2 separate regions of the Homo sapiens genome follow, and region 1 is linked to region 2. A link is a loop called in an ENCODE intact Hi-C map of the cell type or tissue named here. Cell type or tissue: heart right ventricle. All regions are shown on one strand.

What was found. Peaks named below come from ENCODE experiments on the same cell type or tissue, not always from the same donor. Only the 100,000 strongest peaks of a DNase experiment are listed, where the experiment ranks them.
Region 1: a loop joins it to region 2, with 3 times the contacts of the local background. A loop is called at or near these places in 10 of 110 quality-filtered maps.

The regions. Positions count from the first base shown.
Region 1 is chr17:42,524,024-42,532,023 of GRCh38, forward strand. No RefSeq gene overlaps it. Among named protein-coding and RNA genes, the nearest start is that of NAGLU, 8.2 kb to the right of the region's middle. In heart right ventricle, a CTCF peak has its summit at 3,407 (motif pointing left); DNase peaks (open chromatin) are centred at 2,278 and 3,398; H3K4me3 peaks cover 183 bases; H3K27ac peaks cover 4,376 bases.
Region 2 is chr17:42,181,045-42,189,044 of GRCh38, forward strand. KCNH4 (potassium voltage-gated channel subfamily H member 4) reads right to left here and starts at 98. Exons shown (of 17, transcript NM_012285.3): 1 at 1-98. It overlaps HCRT (hypocretin neuropeptide precursor), which reads right to left and starts at 4,408. Exons shown (of 2, transcript NM_001524.1): 1 at 4,301-4,408; 2 at 3,016-3,484. The coding sequence starts at 4,321. The coding sequence ends at 3,110. RefSeq lists silencers at 8-247, 254-529, 3,112-3,331 and enhancers at 2,622-2,681, 3,183-3,984. In heart right ventricle, CTCF peaks have their summits at 428 (motif pointing left), 628 and 3,263 (motif pointing right); DNase peaks (open chromatin) are centred at 347 and 3,217; H3K4me3 peaks cover 2,160 bases; H3K27ac peaks cover 1,442 bases; H3K27me3 peaks cover 523 bases.

The sequences.
Region 1 (8,000 bases), 340 kb after region 2:
CTTGAACCCGGGAGGCAGAGGTTGCAGTGAACCGAGGTCGTGCCACTGTACTCCAGCCTGGGCGACGAGTGAAACTCCATCTCAAAAGAAAAAAAAAGGGTTTGTGCTTCAAAGATCAGAATCTAGAAACTGAAAAGACAACCCTCATAGAAGAAAATATTTGTAGATCATATATCTGATAAAGGACTTGTATCTAGGATATATAAGTAACTCTTACACCCAATAATAAAAACAACTCAGTTTTTTTAAATGGGCAAAGGGGTTGAATAGGCATTTCTCCAAGTAAGCAATATGAATGGCCAATAAACCCATGAAAAGATGCTCAACACCATTAGTCATTACAGAAATGCAAATGAAAACCACAATGAGATACCACATCACACCCACTAAAAAGGCAATAAGAAAATTACAAGTGTTGGGCCGGGCGCGGTGGCTCATGCCTGTAATCCTAGCACTTTGGGAGGCCGAGGCGGGTGGATCACGAGGTCAGGAGATCGAGACCATCCTGGCTAACACGGTGAAACCCCGTCTCTACCAAAAATACAAAAAATTAGCCGGCCATGGTGGCGGGTGCCTATAGTCCCAGCTACTCGGGAGGCTGAGGCAGGAGAATGGCGTGAACCTGGGAGGCGGAGCTTGCAGTGAGCCGAGATTGCGCCACTGCACTCCAGCCTGGGCAACAGAGCAAGACTCCATCTCAAAAAAAATGAGAAAATTACAAGTGTTGGCAAGGAGAAATTGGAACCCAATTCACTGCTGGTGGGAATGTAAAATGGTGCAGCTGCTTTGGAAAGCAGTCTGGCAGTTCCTCAACATATTAAACAGAATTGGCTGGGCACAGTGGCTCATGCCTGTAATCCGAGCACTTTGGGAAGCCGAGGTGGGTGGATCATGAGGTCAGGAGATCAAGGCCAGCCTGGCCAAGATGATGAAACTCCGTCTCTACTAAAAATACAAAAATTAGCCAGGCGCAGTGGCAGGTGCCTGTAATCCCAGCTACTCAGGAGGCTGAGGCGGGAGAATCTCTTGAACCCGGGCGGCAGAGGTTGCAGTGAGCTGAGATCGCACCACTGCACTCCAGCCTGGATGACAGAGTGAGACTCTGTCTCAAAAAAAAATATTAAACAGAATTAACGTAAGACCCAGCAATTCCACTTTCTTATCTACCCCAAGAAAAATGAAATCATACCCACAAAAACTTGCACAGAAATGTTCATGGAAGTATTATTCATAATAGCCCCAAAATGGAAACAGCCCGATGTCCACCAGCTGATAAATGGATCCATAAAAGGTGGGATGGGCATGATGAATATTATTCTACAATTAACAAGAATGAGGTACTGATGCATGCTACAACATGAATGGACCTCAAAAACCAGCCACAGAAGACCAACAATTTATGATTCCGTGTATCTGGAATGTCTAGAATAGACAAACCCATAGACACAGATTTGGTGGATACCAGGAGCTGGCTGCCAGATGGGGCTGGGGAGAGAGTTATGATGGGGAGTGACTCCCAAGGAGTATGGAGTTTCTTTTTGAATGATGAAAATGTAAAGTTAGGCTGCTGATGGCTGCACAATTATGTGAATATACTAAAACCCATTGAATTGTACACTTTACATTGGTAAATTTTTTTTTGAGATGGAGTCTTGCTCTGTTGCCCAGGCTGGAGTACAGTGGCACAATCTTGGCTCACTGCAACCTCTGCCTCCCAAGTTCAAAGGATTCTCCCACCTCAGCCTCCTGAGTAGCCAGGATTACAGGCACGCACCACCACACCTGGCTAATTTTTTTTTTTCCTGAGATGGAGTTTCACTCTTGTTGCCCAGGCTGGAGTGCAATGGCACGATCTTCACTCACTGCAACCTCTGCCTCCCGGGTTCAAGCGATTCTCCTGCCTCAGCCTCCTGAGTAGTTGGGATTATTGGCATGGGGCACCACACCCTAATTTTTGTATTTTTAGTAGAGACGGGGTTTGGCCATGTTGGCCAGGCTGGTCTCGAACTCCTGACCTCACGTGATCTGCCCGCCTTGGCCTTCCAAAGTGCTGGGATTACAGGCGTGGGCCACCGCGCCCAGCCTTACATTAGTAAATTTTATGGCATATAATCTGAATAAAGTGGGAGTGGCCTAGGACTTCCTTGGGAAGAAATTCCTCCCATGTCTCTCTGATGAACTGGGAGGAAGCAGGGCCAGTGAGTCCTTGGCTAGACTGAGTTCTCAGAATCTAGTGGCCTTGGGCTCCTTCCAGCTAAAGATGGGCTGACCAAGACTGAGCTGTGGAGTGTGCAGGAAGTCCCAGAGCCCTGTGGTAGGGGGTGGGGAACAGGATGGCTGCATCCACTTGTTCCTGGGGGTTTTTTTCTTTGTTTTTGTTTTGTTTTGCTTGGTTTTGTTTTGTTTGAGACGGAGTTTTGCTCTTGTTGCCCAGGCTGGAGTCCAACGGTGCGACCTTGGCTCACTGCAACCTCTGCCTTCCGGGGTTCAAGCGATTCTCTTGCCTCAGCCTCCCAAGTTGCTGGGACTACAGGCGCCTGCCACCACGCCTGGCTAATTTCTTGTATTTTTAGTAGAGATGAGATTTCGCCATGTTGGCCAGGCTGGTCTGTAACTCCTGACCTCAAGTGATCCACCCACCTTGGCCTCCCAAGTGCTGGGATTACAGGCGTGAGCCACTGTGCCTGGCCATTTGCTTCTGTTTTTTTTTTGTTGTTGTTTGTCTGTTTTTTGTTTTTTGTTTTTTTGAGACAGAGTCTCGCTCTGACACCCAGTCTGGAGTGCAGTGGCGCAATATCAGCTCACTGCAAGCTCCGCCTCCCGGGTTCACGCCATTCTCCTGCCTCAGCCTCCTGAGTAGCTGGGACTACAGGCGCCCGCCACCATGCCTGGCTAATTTTTTGTATTTTTAGTAGAGACGGGGTTTCACCGTGTTAGCCAGGATGGTCTCAATCTCCTGACCTCGTGATCCGCCCGCCTTGGCCTCCCAAAGTGCTGGGATTGCAGGCATGAGCCACCGCGCCCGGCTGCTCCTGTTTTTAAGAGATGTGCCTTTACCCTGATCCCCCTCTTGTGGAACCCCAGGACCCCAGACATCTGTCTGATGAGTCTGTGCCCTGGTCCAGGAAATGCCCCTCATCTTGAGGTCCTAGAACCAGTGTGGGAGAGGGTGGCCTTGGCATGCTTGGCCTGGGGAGTCCCAAGCTTTGTAGAGATAGGGGACAAGTCTATCACCACCTTCACTGGATGGGACTATACTTCTTTCTGCCCCAGGAACCTTGGGTAGAGGGGGCATTGGACCTCAAAGCCAGCTGGCAGCCTCAGCATTTCAGATCAAAGTGGCCTGCCTCTTCAACGTCTCAGCCTACCCAAGGCATGTCCTAGGTGTAGGCTGCTCTCTGGTGGCCAGATAGGGAAGGACTCATTCATCCTTTGGCAAGGTGGGCTGCGATCTGAGCTGGGCTGTGTGATAGGCAGGCAACTGGATTAGACGGGCAGAGACAAAGCAATCCTGGGGTATTCTGGAGCACATAAGCAGAGGGGTAGGCTAGCCAGGAGCAAAAGATGAGATGGGCTGGAGAGCACGCAGAGAGCCCAGCCAACTTGCTTCACACACACTACTGGAAAAGTAATGAGTTGTGTCACAACTCAGGCTGGGCGCAGTGGCTCATGCCTGCAATACTAGCACTTTGGGAGGCCAAGGCGGGTGGATCACCTGAGGTCAGGAGTTCAAGACCAGCCTGGCGAAACCCCGTCTCTACTAAAAATACAAAAATTAGCCAGGCAAAACCCCGTCTCTACTAAAAATACAAAAATTAGCCAGCCAATGCATGACAGTAGTCCCAGCTAGTCTGGAGGCTGAGACAGGAGATGGCACCACTGCACTCCAGCCATGGGGGACAGAGCCAGACTCCATCTCAAAAAAAAAAAAAAAAAGGCGATCAAACAGTACTAAAGGCCCTATTATCAAATAAATAAATAAATAAATAAATAAAGGCTTTCACTCACAGTGTGACTCTCCCCCTCCCTCCCACAACCACTGTTTACAGAGCCTTAAAAAAAAAGCAAACAAACAGATGATAATGTGTTATCTTGCTCTGTCACTCTGTGGCCTGGCCTGCAGTGCTGTGGTGCCATCTGGACTCACTGCAGCCTCGACCTCCCAGGCTCAAGCGATCCTCCCCTCTCAACCTCCCTAGTAGCCGAGACCACAGGTGCATGCCACCATGCCGGGCTAATCTTTGTATTTTTTGTAGAGAAGGGGTTTTGCCATGTTGCCTAGGCTGGTCTCGGACTCCTAGATTCAAGTGATCCGCCTGCCTCAACCTCCTAGGATCAGGGGCCACCGCAACGGGCTAGACTTTTTTTTTTTTTTAAGTCAGGGTCTTGCTTTGTTGCTGCCGAGACCAGCTGGGTCAGAGAGACCCTAACCCAGCGGCGCTAGAGGAATTAAAGACACACATACAGAAATATAGAGGTGTGAAGTGGGAAATCAGGGGTCTCACAGCCTTCAGAGCTGAGATCCCTGAACAGAGATTTACCCACATATTTATTAACAGCAAGCCAGTCATTAGCATTGTTTCTACAGATATTAAATTAACTAAAAGTATCCTTTGTGGGAAACGAAGAGATGGGCAATTAAAGGAATAGGTTGGGCTAGTTAACTGCAGCAGGAGCATGTCCTTAAGGCACAGATCGTTCATGCTATTGTTTATGGCTTAAGAATGCCTTTAAGCAGTTTTCCACCCTGGGCAGGCCACGTGTTCCTTGCCCTCATTCTGGTAAACTGACAGCCTTCCAGCGTGGGCGTTATGTTCATCATGAACATGTCACAGTGCTGCAGAGATTTTGTTTATGGCCAGTTTTGGGGCCGGTTTATGGCCAGATTTTGCGGGGCTTGTTCCCAACAGTTGCCTGGCTTGGAGTGCAGTGGTGTGATCATGGCTCACTGCAGCCTCAAACCCCTGGGCTCAAGCCATCCTCCCACCTCAGCCTACTGAGGAGCTAGCTGGGACCACAAACACAGGCCTCTGTGCCCAGATGATTTTTGTAGAGACAGGGTTTTTCCATGTTACCCAGGCTGGTCTCAAACTCCTGGACTCAAGTGTTCCACCTGCCTCAGCCTCCCTAAGTGCTGTGACTACAGGTGTGAGCCACCACATCTAGCACACCTAGTGCAGTCCTTCTAGAGACTGGGCCACTCCCAGCCCCGGAGCAACCTTACTTAAGCCCTCCCCGATCAGATAGGCAGCCTGACAAGTTGCATTTCCTGGGGAAGAGCAGCAAGAACCCTGCTCTGGGAGTCAGGAGTTCCCGATTCTAGCCCAGAGCTGCTTTCCTTACTAGTTATTGATCTTGCCCAACTCACTTCCTGTCTCTGGCTCTGTTTCCCAATCTGTAAAATTGTTACTGGAAAGGGGTCCCAATCTAGACCCAAAGAAAGGTGAGGAGAGCAAAAATCACCCCCCCCAAGACAAAAAGTTCTTATCTGAGCAATTTAGATAAGGAGCAATCCGCCAGGCGCAGTGGCTCACACCTGTAATCCCAGCACTTTGGGAGGCCGAGGCGGGTGGATCACGAGGTTAGGAGATCGAGACCATCCTGGCTAACATGGTGAAACCTCGTCTCTACTAAAAATACAAAAAATTAGCTGGGCGTGGTGGCGGGGCACCTGTAGTCCCAGCTACTCGGGAGGCTGAGGCAGGAGAATGGCATGAACCCGGGAGGCGGAGCTTGCAGTGAGCAGAGATCGAACCACTGCACTCCAGCCTGGGTGATAGAGCAAGACTCCGTCTCAAAAAAAAAAAAAAAAAGGAGCAATCCAAGGAGCAAAGACCACCTGTTGACCATCAAACAGGCCATCTGGAGGCGAAACTCCTTGCCTGGGGAATTTAGAAGTAATAAAGGCCAGGCATGGTGAATCACACACACTTTGTGAGCACTTTGGGAGCCAAGGCAGGTGGATCACTTGAGGTCAACAGTTAGAGACCAGCCTGGCCAACATGATGAAACACCCTCCCTGCAAAAATTAGCCGGGCATGATGGTGCATGCCTGTAATCCCAGCTACTCAGGAGACTAAGACAGGAGAATTGGTTGAACCAGCAGGCAGAGGTTGCAGTGAGCTGAGATCAGGCCACTGCACTCCAGCTTGGGCGACAGAGGGAGACTCTGTCTCAAAAGAAAAAACAAACAAAAAAAACTTCCCTAGTATTTAAAGTCGGCATCTGATTCCAAGCCTCTTTCAACTTTTATAAGTAACTAAAATGTCTATACATTCTTTTTAAAAAAAAAAAAAAATTCAACAAACACTTATTTCTCACACTTCTGGAGGCTAGGAAGTCCAAGATCAAGGTGCTTATAGATTCAGTGTCTGGTGGGGGCTCACTTCCTGCTTTATGAGCTATGCCTTCTCACTGTGGTTTCACATGGTAGAAAGGGGTAGGGCTTTCTCTCTGGCCTCCCTTACAAAGGCACCAACCCCATTCCTGAGGGCTCTGCCCTCACAACGTAAAATTTCTGTACATTCTATGCCATGCTGAAGCTCATTTTACAACCCTAAGCTCTCACCTTAAGGTCCATACATGCTCCTAAGGAAAATCCACCACAGCGCACTCAGTCCTCCCGTGGAGGCACCTGCTGCACTCTGCTGCAGTGTTCTTCCTTTCTAATAAACTTTCCTTTTCCAAACCTATACTGTTGTCAGTAAGTTCTTTCTTTTTTGAGACCCCTCCCCCCACCCCAAGACATGCCAGTAGTCCCAGCTAGTTGGGATGCTGAGACAGGAGATGGCACCACTGCACTCCAGCCTGGGCAACAGAGCGAGACTCATCTCAAAAAAAAAAAAAAAAGGATCAAACAGTACTAAAGACCCTATTATAAAAGTCTTTCACTCACAGTGTCCCTGAATCTCCCCCTCCCTCCCACAACCACTGTTTACAGAGCCTTAAATAAACAGATGATAATGTGTTACCTTGCTCAGTCCCTGGCCTGGAGTGCTGTGGTGCCATCTGGACTCACTGCAGCCTTGACCTCCCAGACTCAAGCGAGCCTACCCTCTCAACCTCCTCAGTAGCTGGGACCACAGGCACATGCCATCATGCTGGGCTAATCTTTGTATTTTTTGTAGAGAAGGAGGGGTTTTGCCTTGTTGCCCAGGCTGGTCTTGGACTCCTAGATTCAAGTGATCTGCCTGCCTCAACCTCTTAGGATCAGGGGCCACTGCAATGGGCTAGACATTTTTTTTTTTGAGTCAGGGTCTTACTCTGTTGCCTGGCCTGGAGTGCAGTGGTGTGGTCATGGCTCACTGCAGCCTCAAACCCCTGGGTTCAAGCCGTCCTCCTGTCTCAGCCTCCTGAGGAGCTAGCTGGGACCACAAACACAGGCCACTGTGCCCAGATGATTTTTGTAGAGACAGGGTTTCTCCATGTTACCCAGGCTGGTCTCGAACTCCTGGACTTAAGCGCTCCACCTGCCTCGGCCTCCCTAAGTGCTGTGACTACGGGTGTGAGCCACCACATCTAGCACACCTAGTGCAGTCCTTCTGGAGAGTGGGCCACTCCCAGCCCCGGAGCAGCCTTACTCAAGCCCTCCCTGATCAGATAGGCAGCCTGACAAGTTGCACTGCCTGGGGAAGAGCAGCAAGAACCCTGCTCTGGAAGTTAAGAGTTCCCGGTTCTAGCCCAGAGCTGCTTTCCTTACTAGTTATTGATCTTGCCGAAGTCATTTCCTGTCTCTGGCTCTGTTTCCCAATCTGTAAAATTGTTACTGGAAAGGGGTCCCAATCTAGACCCTAAGAAAGGTGAGAGAGCGAACGGGCCCCGGAGACAAAAAGTTCTTATCTGAGCAATTTAGATAAGGAGCAATCTAAGGAGCAAAGACCACATGTTGACCATCAAACAGGCCATCTGGAGGCAAAACTTGTCTGGAGAATTTAGAAGTAATCCCAGCACTTTGGAAGGCTGAGGTAGATGGATCACTTAAGGTCAAGAGTTCGAGGGAG
Region 2 (8,000 bases):
CCTCCTGCCTCCTCCCCTCCCTCTTACTGCCGCTGCCGCTGCCGCTGCCTCTGCTCCGAACCCCGTAGCTCTCGGCTCGGCTCAGCGCCGTTTCGGTCCCCCCCACCTCCCCACGGGCCAGGTTCTTCCCCTCGGGCTCGGCCCGCACCCGCCACGTGGCCCCACACGGGGAGGGGCCGCTAGCGACACCCGCACCCCTCTGGGCAGCCCTCCTCCCAGAGGGGAGCGGCCCACGCGTGTCTCTCGGGGAGAGAATTCGGGGCACGCCCACCGGGAGGGGAGGCCTGAAATGATGGGCGGGGCTTGAATAACAGACCCGCCCTCTTCCAGGCTGGCCACGCCTCCACACGTGGTTCCCTGGCTGCTCCTTGTGGCTCCACCTCGCGGGTTTTCCCGCGCGGCGTCCACGCTGGGCTGGTGTCTGGTTCACAGTGCCGCCTACTGGAGTTGACATATTTCGCAGCACCCACAGGCCAGTAGCTCCAGCGTGAGACAGCAAGGGTTAAGAGGCTAGTTTGCTGGTAGAGAATGGACAATGGGAAGGCTTGAAACCCCAACTCTAGAAAGCACCATTCTTACCTCCTGCCTCAGTTTTCCCAAGACACCCTGGCGAACTCTGCCTACTGAGACACAGCATGGTGGAATGAAAAGAGCTTTGGAGTCCACCAGGTAGAGTCCCAGCTCTAGACACCAATCGTGTGATATCCTCTCCAAGCCCACTTTCCTCATCTGTAAAATGGAGCTGATAATTCTTACCTGATGCAGTTACCGTGAGAATGTAATACCATAATGCATGTCTTTGGTACAAAATAAGTGTCTTGAAGGGCAGTTGCCTGCCTGTTTTCCCTCTTCCTACTGTCTTAATCCTCCTCTCTGCTGCCCTTCAAGTGGAAGAGAGGCTGGAGGCAAGTTTGGGAGAAACTACCTCTGAAAAAGATAGTTTCGAGGTGGGCAGAGTCATGGCTTGCAAATCTCCAAGGATGCACATGTGAACTTTGACCTCTAACTTCTCCAAGATGGAACCAGTACAGCAGCAAGAGGGACCAAAGTGAGACTAGACACAGGACTTTCTCACTACCTATGCAGAAAATTGAGGCAGCTGAGTTCTGTGGCTGAGGGTGGCTGCTTCCCACGACAAAACAGCTGAAGCAGTGAAAGTGGGAACCCTATGGGCAAGGAGGGCAGGCTAAATTCTCCCCACCCTCTGAGCTAGGTATTATCTGGGATGTTAGATTGCTAAGAAGTGCCACATTTTTCTGTGTCTCTACTTTTGTTGTTGTTGTTGTTCTTGTTGTTCTTGTTCTTGTTGTTTTTGAGACGGAGTCTTGCTCTGTTGCCCAGGCTGGAGTGCAGTGGCATGACCTCAGCTCACTGCAACCTCTGCCTCCTGGGTTCAAGCAATTCTCCCGCCTCAGCCTCCTTAGTAGCTGGGATCACAGGCGTGCATTACAATGCCCGGCTAATTTTTGTATTTTTAGTAGAGATGGGGTTTCGCCATGTTTGCCAGGCTGGTCTTGAACTCCTGACCTCAAGTGATCCGCCCGCCTCAGCCTCCCAAAGTGCTGGGATTACAGGCATGAGCCACGGAGCCTAGCCTGTGTCTCTACTTTTGGATGTTATATTAGTTTCCTAGGACTGCCATAACAAAGTACCACAAAGTGAGTGGCTCAAACAACAGAAACCTATTGTCTCACAGTTCTGGATGCTAGAAGTCCAAGCAAGGTCAGGTGAAGAGCGTTGGTTCCTTCTGAAGGCTATGAGGGAGAATCTGTTGCATGCCTCTCCCCTATCTTCTGGGGGTGGGGGTGCTGGCAATTTTTGGTGTTCCTTGGCTTGTAGGAGCCAATCTCTACCTTCATGTTCACATGGGTTCTCCCTGTGTGTGTTTCTGTGTTCCAATTCCCTTTTTTATAAGGACGCCAGTCACAGTGGATTAGAGGCCCACCCTACTCTAGTATGACCTCATCTTAACTAATTGCATCTGGAAGGACCTTATTTCCAAATACAGCCACATTCTGAAGTGCCACGGGTACGGACTTCAACATATGGATTTTGGGAACACCAGTAACAGGTGTCTTTGGCTGGAGTTGCAGTAAAATCTTGTACTGCCCCTGCTTAAGAATGTCCCATGACTCTGTTACCTACAAGATAAAGTGCAAAGCCCGATGATTTGTGAGAGCCTTTGCGAGCTGTGCTGCACTGACTGTAACTGTGTCCCTTCCTGAGCCTCTCCACTCCCCACACCCTATACCCCATGATGCAGCCATTCTGGATGACTCATTGTTGAAGTTCAAATTCCCTGCCTTTTCAGCAGGATTGACTCCCACCCCTTCCTAGCTGGATTCTGCTGCTCTATGCAGCTTGCCTGCCTTCCTTCCTTCCTTCCTTCCTTCCTTCCTTCCTTCCTTCCTTCCTTTCTTTCCTTTCTTTCTTTTCTTTTTTCTTTTTCTTTCTTTTTTTTTTTTTTTTGACAGTGCCTCCTTCTGTTGCCCAGGCTGGAGTGCAGTGGCCCAATTATGGCTCAAACTCAAACTCCTGGGCTCAAGCAATCCTCTCGCCCACCATACCCCGCTAATTAAAAAAACTTTTTGGAGAGATGTCTCACTCACTATGTTGCCTAGGCTCGTCTCGAACTCCTTGCTTCAAGGGATCCTCCTGCTTTGGCCTCCCAAAGTGCTGGGATTACAGGCGTGAGCACCGCGCCCGACCGCTGCAACCTTTCTTGCTTTCCTTCCCCTTCCGCGTCTCTGGGTAAAGTCCCCGCTACAGAATGCCTAGCAGAGCATCGTAGGAGTCCCGCATGGCCCGATCCAAGCATGCACCTGTGCAGTTCTCTCTGTGCCCCAGGGCCTTGCACTGGGAACTCCCCAACCAAGAGTGTTTCCGATTCAACCACGCAAAAGCTAAGGCTGGTGCCCGACAGCCGGGCTTCCAGGCCCAGCTGTCCTCCGCAAGACGCTTTGCCACCCCGGATGGGCAGGACGCGACCGCACAGGAACAGAGACCAGTCACACGAATGGAGACTCGTCTTTATTGCCTTTTTTCTGGGGGCTGACGCTGGGTGGGCAGAGGGCAGAGGCCTGGGCCAGGACAGGGCCCGAAGAACGACTCAGATCCCGGACTGTCCTCCGGGCGCGACGGAGGCGGCGGCCGGGGCGGAACAGCGGCGCCCGAGGCAGGGGCGCGGCGCTGGCTCTGCGCCTGCGCGGCGGCCCATGGTCAGGATGCCCGCGGCGTGGTTGCCGCTGGCCTGCAGGAGGCGCTGCAGCCGACCCTGGAGGCCCGGGGGCCCGGACCTCCGCTTGCCCAGCGTGAGGATGCCGGCCGCGTGATTGCCCGCGCCGTGCAGCAGCTCGTAGAGGCGGCAAGAGCAAGTCTTTTGACGACAGCAGTCGGGCAGGGGCTGTGCAGCCGCCCCGGACGACAACAGCGCGGGCGGCAGCAGCAGCAGCAGCAGCAGTAGCGTCACGGCGGCCCAGGAGACCTAGGGAGACGGAGACAGGGCGCTGGGGGGGTCTTCCCACGGCGCCCGCCACCAGCTCCCACGCCCAGGACCTGCCCCTCTGGCTCCGCGCCCCCTCCAAGCCTGCACTCCTTTCTGGCTGTCACTTAGTTCTCCTTGCTTTGCGCCCTTGCTGGTATCGGCCTACTTTCCCTGCTCCTCCTTCAAGACCCAGCAGAGCATCTCCCCCAGGAAGCCTTTTGAGACCCCCTGGGCAGAGTGAATCCCCCTTTTCTCTGGAGACTTAGGCCACTGTGCCACCACTAGGGCACTTGCCACTCCACCTGAAAACAGGAGTGTCTGTCTGCAGCAGAAGTTGTAAACTTGGGAAAAACCCGGGCCCTACTGAGTCCCCCCAACTTCCTCTCCACAGCAGGGAAACACATGGAAATCAGGAACTAGCAAGACTCCAGAATGCTCTCTCATCTGCCTGCCCCCTTGCAGGAGTGACTGAACTCCGTTGCTTTGAACCAGTTTCCTGCCCTTTCAGAGGGCACAGCTCCCTTACCTGTAAACTGGGTATACTAGAAATAATTTCTACTCTGCAAGGCTGTTGGGAGGATGACAAGAGATGACAGGTGCAAACGGAGCACCTGACACATAGAGCTCAGCAAACACAGGCTCTTAGCAAAACAGCACCCAACCCAATGTGAGCCAAGGCAGGTGCTCCTGCCTCAGAGCACACCCAGGAAAAGACCAAGAGTGGAGACACCTTTGGCCTTTCTTCCAGCCCTCTGAGCAAGCACTCTTTTTGCTTCTCTGGGATGGTGAGTCACCCCTCCATCCCTGGATCTTTACCTTTGTGGAAGGAAGGTTCATGGTGTCTGGCGCTCAGGGTGGGGTAGCCGGGAAAGGAGATGTCTGTGGTGGTTCAAAAAGCCAGGAACCTTGAGGCTGTCAATTGTGACCCACTCCCAGGGGTCTGGGGTTTATAGTGCTCTGAGGTGGCGGGGAATTGACAGGCACTTGCGTCCACACCCAGGCCAGACAAAGGCAAGTCTAAGATTAGCCTGCTGCAGGGGGGCCGTCTCCAGGCTGGGCCCAAGGAATGGCCGCTGCGGCGTTCAGAGGCCAGGGTTGGATCACTGTGCCCCTGATCACCCCCTTGTCTGTCTATCTGCTCCCTGGAGATGGGGCGGTCTCCGGGCACTAATGAGGCCACCTTGCACCCAGGAATCTGGGAGCACAAAAGAGGCGCTGGCCTGGGACAATATGGAGGGAGGCAGCTGCTAATTAGGGGCGGGAGAGAGGCAGACGCGAGACCCCACATTATGTGTGTGGGGGGTGGAGCAGCCAGCAGCAGTCCTCTCCCTCCCCTGCTTCTTGTCGCTGCTCCTGGGGACTGTCAGGCTCCAGGACCTTCTTCCTTCATGGAAAGGCTCCTTAGCTGCCCCCTCCCCCTAGCTTTTTTTCTCCCTTCTGCCCTTTCCACTAGCCTCTGAGATGGAAAACCTTGAAAACTCAGCCTAGACAGTGGGAGGTAAGAAGCCAAAACCAAGCCCAATTTCTCTTTCTTTCTTTTCTGTGTGTGTGTGTGTGACTAAATTTTGGTCTTGTTGCTCAGGCTGGAGTGCAGTGGTATGGTCATCTTGGCTCACTGCAACCTCCGCCTTGGGTTCAAGCGATTCTCCTGCCTCAACCTCCTGAATAGCTCCTGAATAGAATTACAGGCACACGCCACCACAACCAGCTAATTTTTGTATTTTTAATAGAGACAGGGTTTCACCATGTTAGCCAGGGTGGTCTCAAACTCCTGACCTCAAGTGATCCACCCACCTCAGTCTCCAAAAGTGTTGGGATTACAGGCGTGGGCCACTGCACCAGGCCCCCCCGCTTTTTTTTTCTTCCTTCCTTCTTTCCTTCTTCCTTCCTTCCTGCATTTCTTTCTTTCTTTCTCTCTCTCACTCTCTCCCTCTTTCTTTCTTTCTTCTTCTTCTTCTTTTTTTTTTTTTTGAGACGGAGTTTCACTCTTGTTGCCCAGGCTGGAGTGCAATGGCGCAATCTCAGCTCACTGCAACCTCCACCTCCAGGGTTCAAGCAATTCTCCTGCCTCTGCCTTCTGAGTAGCTGGGATTACAGGCATGCGCCACCATGCCTGGCTAATTTTGTATTTTTAGTAGAGACAGGGTTTCTCCATGTTGGTCAGGCTGGTCTGGAACTCCTGACCTCAGGTGATCCGCCTGCCTCAGCCACCCAAAGTGCTGGGATTACAGGCATGAGCCACCATGCCTGGCCTTCTCTCTTTCTTCATTTTCTTTTCTTTTTCTTTTCTTTCTTTTTTTTTTTTTTTTTTGAGACAGTCTCACTCTGTCGCCCAGGCTGGAGTGCAGTGGCGCGATCTCGGCTCACTGCAAGCTCCGCCTCCCGGGTTCACGCCATTCTCCTGCCTCAGCCTCCTGGCAGCTGGGACTACAGGTGCCCGCCACCACGCCCAGCTAATTTTTTGTATTTTTAGTAGAGACGGGGTTTCACTGTGTTAGCCAGGATGTTCTCGATCTCCTGACCTCGTGATCTGCCCGCCTCGGCCTCCCAAAGTGCTGGGATTACAGGCGTGAGCTACCACGCCCAGCCCTCTTTATTTTCTTTCTTGAGAAGGTTTCACTCTGTCACCCAGGCTGGAGTGCAGTGGGACAATCATAGCTCACTGCAGCATCAAATGCCACGGCTCAAGCAATGCTCTCACCTCAGCCACCCAAGTAGCTGGGACCACACAGATGCATGCCACAATCCCTGGCTAATATTTAAATTTGTTTGTAGAGACTGGGACTCCCAGGCTGGTCTCAAATCCCTGGCTCAAGCCATCCTCCCCCTTCAGCTTCCCAAACTGCTAGGATTACAGGTGTGAGCTACTGTGCCTGACCAAACTCAGTTTCTACCAGAGGCTGATAGAAAGCTTCTACCTCCCCAGCTTTCTCCCTGGCTCAGGCTACCTGGAGGGGAGGAATGTAGTCCCACTCTACAGTCAACACGGAGTGAGCCGCCATGCATTGAAGAACACATGTCATCTCCAGGCCCAAGCTTCTTATTCACAACCTCTTTTTTTTTTTTTTTTTTTTTTTTTTTTTTTTTTTTTTTTGGAGATAGAGTTTCACTCTTGTTGCCAAAGCTAGAGTGCAAAGGCACGATATTGGCTCATTGCAACCTCTGCCTCCTGGGTTCAAGCAATTCTCCTGCCTCAGCCTCCCAAGTAGCTGGGTTTACAGGTGCACACCACCATGCCCAGCTAATTTTTTGTATTTTTAGTAGAAACACAGTTTCACCATGTTGGCCAGGCTGGTCTTGAACTCCTGACCTCAGGTGATCTGACTGCCTCGACCTCCTAAAGTGCTGGGATTACAGGCATGAGCCATGGCACCTGGCCTACAACCTCTTTATTGAGCTCCTGCTGCATGCCACACCAGGCACTGGGCATGGGGGCAATTGTGCACAGGATCTAGCCCAGTTTCCAAGGAACTCATATTCCAGGTGGGAGGCAGTTCAGGCATAATGATAGTTCAGTGAAGGAGAGGACTACTGCCCACATGAGCAAAGCTGAGCCAGTCACTCTGCCTGGGGTGGGCCTGGTAGGGGGTCCTCAAAGGCCTTGCATGAAAGCTAGTTTACATCAGGGGCAGCGGGATAGAGGGCATTACATAGAAGGGACAACTTGAGCAAACTCCTGGAGTTGACAGTGCTTAACAACCCTTAGATGGGAGGTGAGGCGTGGTCCTTAGTCCAGGCCTTCTTTCAAGCAAGGGGAGAGAGGTAGCTGCACATGTAGGTGAGGGCCAAGGTCAAAGGGTCTAATAGGCCAAATTGATTGGTCTTAATCCTGTGGGCGATGGGGGCCACCATGGGAGGTTTTTTTTTTTGTTTTTTTTTCCCGAGATGGTCTCGCTGTGTTGCCCAGGCTGGTCTTGAACTCCTGGGCATGAACCATCCTTCCACCGCAGCCTCTTGAGTAGCTGGGACTATAGGCCCATGCCACTGTGCCCAGCTTCACAGGAAGATTTTAACAGGATGGAGTGACAGGCGGAGGTGGGGGCCGGGTGGGTATGCAGCCAGGACCTGGGTGTGGGACATGGAATGGAGAAGCTATTCAGAGGCATCTGGATCCAGTGCTGCCTCTACTGAGGAGGAGCTGAGGTCTGCCCCTCCCATCAGCCTCCAAGATGGAAAACCTTAAAACTCCAGTCCAGGCAGTGGGAGGGAAGGAAGCCAAAATCTAGCCCAGTTTCTTTCTTTCTTTTATTTTAGCCTCTACAACCTTGTGGAGGCTGCGTTTCCTCATTAGTATGGAACAGTGAACCCAGATGGTCTCCGGAGTTGCTTCCTGCGGCGATGCCTTATGATGTGAAGTAATAGCTCTCCCTTCCCCACCGCAGAAGTGGTTTGTGGGTGCTGGCCTAGGATGTGCCACGAGTCCTCCAAGGCTCCTGTGTGCGCATGCAGCCTTGCCAGGCCCAGAGCAGAATGTTGGGGGAAAGTCCTGGAGCTCAGTGGGGGAATGGCTGGGCCG